2 separate regions of the Homo sapiens genome follow, and region 1 is linked to region 2. A link is a contact called in ENCODE Hi-C or POLR2A ChIA-PET data. All regions are on one chromosome and are shown on one strand. The core of a region is the stretch at or near the end of the contact, and the rest is flanking DNA. Distances in the headings are between cores, read along the strand shown.

Region 1 (4,670 bases), core at 2,035-4,534, 38 kb before region 2:
TGCATATATGGCTGAGAGAAAGGATATACCTGTGGCAGGAGGTGAGCTGGTGAACAAACGGGAGGATGCCAACCCAGGTTACTTAATTGGTTAATTTCATCACCTGGAGAGTCTCCTGTCATTGATCTTTCTGCTGAGACTAGAAATTATGGGGAGGCTTAGACCTGAGGCTTTGAGTCAGGCAAAGAGGCAAGATGTTCAGGAGACTGTTCTCATTCGAGGCAGAAGTGTGGTTTTGTTAGTATAGGTAACATGCACTTAGGCCAGACGTGGTAGCTCATGCCTGTAATCCCAGCACTTTGGGAGGCTGAGGCAGGAGGATCACCTGAGGTCAGGAGTTTGAGACCAGCCTGGCCAATATGGTGAAACCTGTCTCTACTAAAAGTACAAAAATTAACCGGGCGTGGTGGCAGGCGTCTGTAATACTAGCTACTTGGGAGGCTGAGGCAAGAGAATCACTTGAACCTGGGAGGTGGAGGTTGCAGTGAGCCAAGATCATGCCACTGCACTCTAGCCTGGGTGACAGAGCGAGACTCTGTCTCAAAAAAAAAAAAAATAAAAATAAGCTTGCACTTAGAAATTTTGGTGATGTTTGAGGTTTTAAAAAATGTCCTGTTGTACTATCTTGTAGCCCTTCCTTTGTAGCAAAGACAGACAGATGGTGATCCAAGAGATACGCAAGAAGAGGACCGTGTGTGTAATGGTTGAGCTCTAAAAAAGAGAAATCACTTGGATGGAAATGAAGGAGAGGAAAAGGCTGATGTGGATGGCTGGGAAGAGGTTCGATGGTTACCTTGGCAACTGAGCTTCCTTCCTCATCCCCATCCCTCCCTAGTCCTTGTTCTTAAAAAGATTTTCTTTCTAATGTCCCTTCCCCTCCACAAGGGGGCACAAGATGTCTTAAAATACTCCATTCCGGGCATCATTTAACCTAGATCAATCCAGACACGTGCATATTTCTAGTATCATTTAATCTGAAGTGGAAAATCTGAGATGTAGACACAGAGTGATCAAGAACATATGGAATAATGCCCAGGGGTCCCTACTGAACTTTAAGGATCACCTATGTATTAAGCAGCTATTATTTGCTGGACACAGTGAGTCATTTTGAGGATTAAAAAGAAAAATAAAATGTACTCGAGATGGTGTTGGGCACAGTCATAGCATGATTTAGTCAAAGCACTTGATTTTTGTAGTCTAAAAATTTGCTAGTTGTTATGAACTTGACCTAGTTATTTAATTTTACTAAGTTTCAAGTTTTTCCCCACCTATAAAACTTGCCTCATTGAATTGTTATGTGTATTAAATGAGATGGTGTTTATAAAGCCCTATTACAAGCTCTAATTTTCAACAGGTATTATTTTCCGCTCCTTAAGCTTACAAGATTATTTTCATTACAACTTACCCAAGAGGAAGACTTAGTTAAAAAATTTCAAATCATAAACTACAAGTATGTAATAAATATTAATATTTAAAATGCTAAACATGCTTGGATGGCAAAACCATGAAACTTGAACCCTATGCTGTGCCTATTCAGATGCTGATTCTGTAGGGGCTTTATACAGCTTCAGAATCCTCATTAATAGAGAAATGTCTCAGGCAATCACCACTAGTCAAGTAGAATTAGTAGAGACTTGAGGCAGATTTTTCCTTCCTGTAATATACTGCAAAAATTCTGGAAAACTTCACAAAGGACATAAAATTGTAGCTAAGTTTAGCTCTTTAGGAGGCTAATAGTTATATAAGCAAAATGACATTGCAAGCAGGAGAGTCAGTTTGTGTAGAAATGTGCAGGTCTATGTGAATATTGTAAGTTTTAGAGAATCTGAAGAAAAAAAGTCCTGATCATTGCACAGAGCATCCTAGAGACAGGTGAGCATTGAAGGAGAGGCTTGAAAGCCACCTAAATTCAGCAGAACAAATTAACATCCTCCATGTTATCTGCTCTTATTCATGCAAGACTGTTCATTCCCATAACTGTTTCCATACCATCTAGGACTCAGAAATCCACAGTCATTATAATTCCAGGGGACAAAGGAAAGCAGTTTAGGATGACCGATCCTGTTCAGACATGCTGTCTCTTGCCAATAATTCATCAAACTCACTTGCCCCTTTAATCAGATGAGGCTGTCTCTTTTCTAGGAGAGCTTCCAGGATTTGCATCTGATTTTGCAGATGTGCAGGATGACTATTTCCATATATCTCCTTCCCTGGCCAGTTGCACATGGAAGATTCAGGGCCACATGCTGGTGGCCAGAGGCACTCTCCCCAAGATGCTTCTCATAGATCTCAGCCACCCATGGGACTTATAAGGAGATACCCTTGTGCCTCTAAATAGATCTCAGCCACCCATGGGACTTATAGGGAGTCACCCTGGGGCCTCTGGACAGCTTGAGTAAGATGAAGAATGCCCGGGGTTGGGAAGCTGGTAATACTAAAATTAGGCGACTTCTTATTTTTGCCCAGGATTCAGTGGTTTGGGATAAGAATGCTACAATCCCTTGAGCTCCTGCAGAGCAGGCTTGACCTATTATATACCTGGTAATTTCCCACTACTTACTTTGGGGGTTTCTGCCTCTCTAGTTTTTCATTCTGTCTTGCATTATGTTCTTCTAAGATGTGTTAGAAAATATTCATCACACAGACCTTACAGGCTTTAGCAACTACAGGAAAAAACTACGAGGAGCCAGTCAATGCAGTGCACAAACACTGGCTCAGACATCCAGGGACTGTCCGTTTTGCAGTCTGTTGGTTATCTAGGGCTACCTCTCCTGTGACTCATCAGCACCTCTCATTACATGAGTGGAAGGAAGTGGGAGGATACATGTGGAGGGAGGTGGAAGGGAGTTTGGGGGGCAGGTGGGAAGAGAGAGTTGCCTGAGTGATGTGGGACCAGAAGGGATCCCAACTGGGTCAGAGCAGTTATTGCAGCTGTTTTTCATTCTCCACTATCTTCATGGTGCCCACTGTGGCCTTTGATCTTGTGCATAACCTCCAGCAGGTGTAAAGATGTGTTGGGGGAGGGGAGGCCTGCACATGGATCTGGGATACCTAGATTCCCCTCTAGAGACCCTGCCCCTCCCCTCTGAAGTTCTATTTCTACTGCCAGGATGCTAACCAGGGGCCCAGGTAGAAAGAGCAGCATAGGAGGGGGTTGGGTGCCGGATGCGGTGAGTGTGGTTCTCATGATGCTCTGAAGGTGGGTGGGTGGAGGGAGCAACTTTCACAGGCACCCCAGATGCAGGACCCAGTAAATGTCAAACCACATCCTGTTGTGACTGTAAGAGATGGAGCTAGGGCAGGTGGCTGCTGTGGCTTGGTGCTGATGTGACTCAGAGATAAACAGCCCGGCAGCCAGCACTGGGCTCAGAACCCCCATTCCTACCCCAGTTGTCAGCTATTACCTAAAAGACCCCGATTTACATCTCATTACTTCCCACCTTTTGATTCAGGGCCACTCTCCTTTTTAACACAATTTTCTTGTCATTCATGGCCCTAGACCTTTTTGATGGAGGAGGGCCAGGGAACAGGTGTCAGGGCTCCAGTTGACTCTTGCTAACTGTGGGACTCCAGTGCCAGTGCTGTCCTCTTCCACCATCAGACTGTCTGAGACTATGTCACAGATATGTATGATTTGAGGCCAGGAAGAGCTTAGCTTCTCTGAGTTCCCATTCTCTTGGTACTTCAGAGACTGCAGGCTTTGAATCAGAGAATCTGAAGAGCAGAGTTTGAAGATTCTTAGAGATCACTTTACCCAATGTCCTCATATCACAGAGGAGGACATATAAGCCCAGAGAATAAAAATGAGTTGTTCAGAGCCATGCAGCTGGGGCCAGAGGAGGACCAGAAGCTAATTCTCTGTGTTTTAGCAGCTCCTGGACTTCAGACAAGGCTTGGGGAATGTGGGGTCTCTGTTGAGCTGTGATCTTGCTATGAATTTCATGAATCACTCTTATAGTAATGAATCAGGCAAGATGATCATATCTGAGATGGCATGAGGATAGAAGGATAAATATAATGAATCACAAAATTAGAATCCTGCAGAATCTTAATAGGTTGGAGAGATAAGCTGAATAAACATGATAAACATTCTCTCTCTCCCTCCTCCCCCACCAAACAGAGAAAACCATCTATATGAACACAGGAAGGGGAATATGTGAAAGAAGGATATGTGAAAAAACACCCAGGGGGTGAGTCAAAGTGAGCTCTGTGAGTCAACGGGATGGTGAGCGTACAAAAAGTAGATAAATTGTCCTAATGGAACCAACTAACGTATAAGATGTTGAGAAAGAGGAGGCAAAGTTCCCCCTTTACTCTTTGTAGGTCAGAACCCACCTGGTGCTGGGTCAGGTCCTGTACAACACATTTTTTAAAAGATAGAGGGATAAAAACAAACTTTAATGTTTTCAGAAGGGAGTGATTGGGCTATGGAAAGTAGGACGTGCTCAAAACTGTGCCCTATAATAACAAAATTGAGAAAACTGAAAATGTTTTGCCTGAAAAAAATCTTCAGGTTGGTAGTAGTTATAATAACACCTAATACTTACTGATATTGTTCTAAAAGCTTTACATGTTGTGTGGGTTAAATGAGATAAAACGATCTTATGAAGTTGGGCTTGTAATTGAGCTCATTTTACAGCAAGGAAAACTGAGTCTCAGAGGTGATCACT
Region 2 (4,585 bases), core at 1,254-3,753:
CCAGCAGCTGGAGGGGCAGTGGGCAGAGAGATGGCGGACACGCGGGAATTGATGACGGCAGGTGAGGAGAGCTTGATCAGCAGGATGTCATTGTCCAGAGTCCGGCTGTTGTATTTGGGGTGGCGGATGATCTTGGCCGCATTGATGAACTGTTCATTCCCCTCCAGGACTTCGATGTTGTGCTCTCCCAGTCTCACCTGGATGCGGCTGATGGGCAGGGCAGGCATGGTGAAGACCTTCTCCCACAGCCAGGGCACCCCTCCCACCTTTCCATGGGTCCTTAAGCTCCCTGCTCATGGACAGCTCTGGAGGCATGGGGTGGGGTGTGTGGCCATATTGCATGGGCAGGAGAGCAATGTGGGTCAGTGCAGGTGTGAAACCCAGGACCTTTCTGCTTCAGAGGTTGGTGGTAGTGGAGTGGGGAAGAGTCAAAGGGATCCCACCAGAGGCTGCTCCTCAATCTGCCTTCCCAGACTCTTTCCCATAATCTCCATGTCACTAGCACTGTGGGCACAAGGAGCTCCTTGAAGTTTTCCCAACATTCTTCACTCCAGGCCTTTGCTAACTGTGCACAGTGCCTGCTCCTCCCTCCATTCTTGGCCTGGTGAGCACCACCCTTCTGTGTAATCTAATCCAAGGGTAGCCATAGCATTAGCATCTCCTGGGAATTTGTTAGAAATGTAAGTTCTTGGTCCTTACCCCCACCTACTGATCAGAACCTTGGGGATGGGTCCCAGTGATTTGTGCCTTAACAAGCCTGCAGGGAGTTCTGATGCATACTCAGGTTTAAGAGTTCTTGGTGTAGGCAGCAGTTCTCAGCTCTGTCTATACACTCTACAGTTACCAGAGGTAGAGTGTGAAATACTCACTGATATTCACACCCTCTTCCTGATAATTTTGAGTTAATTGCCCTGGGATAGAACACAGGGATCAGTATTTTTAAGTACTCATTCTTAGGTGGCTTTAATGTGTAGCTAACCAGCAAAAGTACTAGCCTGCTCTTCTCACTAGCTCTCACCACCCCAAGATCATCCCTGCCTGCTTTTATGACCACAACCCTTGCTGTTTCATGGATTTGCCTGGGTGTGAGGGCTTCCTGTCTTGTGTTCACTCTCTGCTCTGGAGAGTCAGCTGCTGCCAACAAGTTTTCTTTTCCACCATCTCTCTCGTCCGTCCTACCCAACCTCAGTACTTCCCTGGGCTGAATCCAAGCTCTCCCAGGCAGCCTGGCTGGGAGTTTTGCAGTCAGGGGCCCCACACTTACGACTTGTAGCAGTGACCTGCTGACACCACCCACTGTTCGCTGATGAGGGAGCCACCGCAGAAGTGGTAGCCAGAATTCAAGGACACCTGGTAGGGGACAGAATTCTCCTCACAGATGTAGCCCCCAACGATCTTGTCATCATCATCAAAGGGGGCAGCAACTGGAGTGGAGATGGGAAGGGAGAAGGCAAGTCAGTAGCATGTTAGGGGTGGCGCTCCCAGCCTGTGGCTGCTTCCTGCTAATTAGAAAACCTTAACAAGCTCAGTGAGGCTAGGCAAGGGGGGGAGCGCTGCCAGCCCTGGTGATCATCACTGGATGTGGCTCCCAAGTCTCTGTGTCTGCAGGGCACGTAGCTAGGTACCCTGTGGGGGTTCAGATCTCTCCTGGGGTCACCAGGCTGAGGACGCAAGGAATATCCTCACAATACTTCCAGTGGGATAGGATTTGGGATGTGGCTGTCTCAAGCACTGAAGTCTTCTCTCTTTTATTCACCACCTGTGTACTCCACCTGGTTATTTAAGCCCCGGATTGTCTGGCTACTTTGGCCAAGCTAGGAAAACCCCCTGGCGACATCGACTTGGCCATGACCAGTTTCCCCCTCAGCTCAAATCTGCCCAGTGAGGGCAGAGTTGAGGGAAGCCCCAGGCTCACTTTTGCAGAACAAAGGTATACGTTATTATTGGTCAAAACAACAGCAATTCTTAACCTTGGCTGCATGCCTAGAAATGTTAAAAATCACCTGGGAAGCTTAAAAGCCCAGAACACAGGCTGCACACCAGACAATTGAAGTGAGAATTTCTAGAGTTGAGTGTCTTGCATGAGTAATTTCAACCTCCCCAGGTGCATTCGAGGTTAAGAGCAGCTATAGTGGTGCTATTGTGGTGCTGTCAGAGCCAAGCCTGAAGCCTACTGCTTCATTTCATGGGCCAGCCCCACCTGGTCTCCCTTCCCAGCTTCTCCAACCACAGCTCGGATATGGATGAATAACAGCGGTGGGAGTGAAATCAAGGAGAAGGTGGAACAAGTGAGGCTTAAAAAGAGCCCAAGGAGGATGGGAAGAAGAAATGCCAGATGGAGGAAATAGAATATCACAGCACAGTCAAAAGAGGAGAGGTGGCAAGAATGGCAGGGCATGTGTCTGCCAGGGAAGGGTTGGTTGAGGCCTGAGGCAGGGCGTGAAACTCACCAGCAGCTGCAACAAAGGTAAGGATCAGAAGTAGATTCATGGTGGTAGAGTGTGCCTGATTGCTGGTGGAGAACCCGTCTTTATACCTCCCGAGGATGGGGAGAGGAGGTGTCTGTGAGGTGAGGGTCACTGCTCCTCCCAGCACAAACACACCTGCAGCTTTCCCCTTCCTATGGTCTTGCATCAGTATGTTTGGCCACTCTGTGGGTTTGTGATTCACAGGTGATAAGGAAACTTGCCTTCTGAGAGCAGAGAGGGAGACCGGCTGTTTCCTGGAAGGATGCTGATATGGGAAAGACAGGGGAAGCCAAGCCCCAGATCACACAGCTGGGCTTTCTTAGGCCGAGGAGATGAGGGTTAGAAGGAGGGAGAATGGCCTGGCTGTTTAGGAATATATTTTACTATTGGGGTTATATTTAATGTACTTAAGGAAGGGCAAGTGTTGGTAGCAAGCTTGGCTTTTTAGTGTCCTGGAGCTCCCAGGAGAGGGGCAAAGTCTTATCTAACTAAGGCTTGTTCCTGTGAATATGAAGATGCTTCTCTCCAGTCACTCAGTGGGAAAGTCAAATCCAAGGCTTTGGGGAATGAGAATTCCAACATTAAGGGGTAAGGAGAAGAGAGACTCAGCATTCCATAGGATGCTGGGCTTGAAGATGGCTCTCCCTCCTACCACGGCATAGGGATGAGAAGAAGGAGGGGGCACAGGTTAGGTAGGAGCTTACTCAGTGCATCTGGAGGATGGAAAACCAATGGCGCACTCCTCCCCTTCTTCAATGTGAAGACATTTGTCTCTCATGTGCATCCTGTCATAGGTTCTTTTTATGCAGCCTCATGGTTGCCCTTGCAACCTGCACTCAGGGTGATTGAAACTGACCCACCTGCTTGGGGCTGACAGCCTGAACCAGAATGACATGCCCCTGATCACATGTCAGAGTTTGGACCATGGTAAATCTGGGTTATGATTTGATCTGAGAATCAGCAGTAGGTAGGGATTTGAGCACATGGTAAATGGGTGACATATTGGGTTCAATAACAAAGATGTGGAGGGGTGGGTCTAGAATTTTCTATTTTAGATGTAGTGAGATTATACTTGGCTCAGTACTAAGTGAATCTTTCTAGAGAATATCCTGATTTGAGCCCTACCAAGGGTACTAAGATACAGTCGTGTAATTGACTGAGGCATAACCTGGCCAGAGCAGTGTGGAGATGGAGATGCTGTCTGCGCTCAGGTCTAATAATGTAAGGAAAGGAGGGGCTTCCTTATGAGGGTGCTTTCCCTTCTCATCAACTCTGAGCTAATGTTGGTGATGGGCAGGAGTGAGCAGAGTTCAAGTTTGAATTCTTTGAAAGGTAAAAGAAGCAGGGATGTTCTGGAGACAGTGAGCAAAATGAGAAAAGCTCAGAAACTTGCTGGAGAAATCGGACATGGCCAGGGGGCTAGAGGGAGGAAGCAAATGGAAACCAGAGGTAACTGGAAAAAAATACCAAAATAGGGTCCATGGTGTTGAGAGGACACACAGAGTACCTTCAGGTTCAGCTCCTGGCATGGCCACTGAGGCAGCTTCCCCACAGCCAGGAGACCCACTGCTCTGAGGCCCCCTCTCTCCCCGGTACCCTCTCTAATCACTAATAGGCTGATACCTAACGCTGCTATGCTTAGATGGTGCATGGTGCCTGACTGCTTCACGGGAGTTTTCACGTAAGCAACAGTGGTACATTGCTCTTTGTTTATGCTGAGTTTCGCAGTTTAACTTCCCACCAACGTGCTAATGGTGACTTGTGTGGAGCAAAATTATTTCCATTTATAGAGGAAGAGACTGAGATTCAGAAGGATTCTGTCTTGCCCAAGAATACAGATCTTGGCAGAGCTGACCATAAGGCCAACAGAAGCCATGGAGAGCATTGTGAAGTGTGGGAATTGCTGCACGTGGCATCTAAAAGGAGATTTATTGAGGATCAAGGCAGAGGTCCCCAGAGGACAAACTGTACATCTGATTCCTTCCTGGTGCTTTTCTTCCTGGCAGAAATAGATGATTGAATTCATCTTTCTCCTGGCACCTTTTCTCAGAGCCTTACCTTGCCACAGTTCCAGACCCATCCAGGCCATGACTGCCATGTAGATGACACACCTCTCT

What was found. Hi-C counts contacts between places; a loop is a spot of excess contacts on that map. ChIA-PET counts read pairs that join two places held with the same protein, here RNA polymerase II (POLR2A). Pooled maps may share reads with other maps.
Region 1: a loop to region 2 is called in a map of OCI-LY7, with 7 times the contacts of the local background. The contact joins the enhancer-like site here to the promoter of PRSS2 in region 2. A Hi-C loop is called at or near these places in 17 of 168 maps with a recorded cell type or tissue (B cell, CD4-positive, alpha-beta T cell, CD4-positive, alpha-beta memory T cell and 11 more), 36 of 37 single-sample maps with no recorded cell type and 20 of 50 pooled maps. POLR2A ChIA-PET finds 5 or more read pairs at or near these places in 15 of 52 experiments (B cell, BJ, GM10248 and 9 more).

Annotation. Positions count from the first base shown.
Region 1 is chr7:142,807,550-142,812,219 of GRCh38, reverse strand. It overlaps TRB. Among named protein-coding and RNA genes, the nearest start is that of PRSS2, 39 kb to the right of the region's middle. RefSeq lists a cis regulatory region at 2,619-3,510 and an enhancer at 2,632-3,831. Within about 2 kb of position 3,284, at least 10 of the 41 ENCODE cell types and tissues checked have a DNase peak (open chromatin) inside an H3K27ac peak, as active enhancers do; they include B cell, CD4-positive, alpha-beta T cell, CD8-positive, alpha-beta T cell and 6 more, where a contact is called at or near this core.
Region 2 is chr7:142,768,888-142,773,472 of GRCh38, reverse strand. PRSS2 (serine protease 2) reads right to left here and starts at 2,503. Exons shown (of 5, transcript NM_002770.4): 1 at 2,451-2,503; 2 at 1,265-1,424; 3 at 1-207. The coding sequence starts at 2,490. It also overlaps TRB.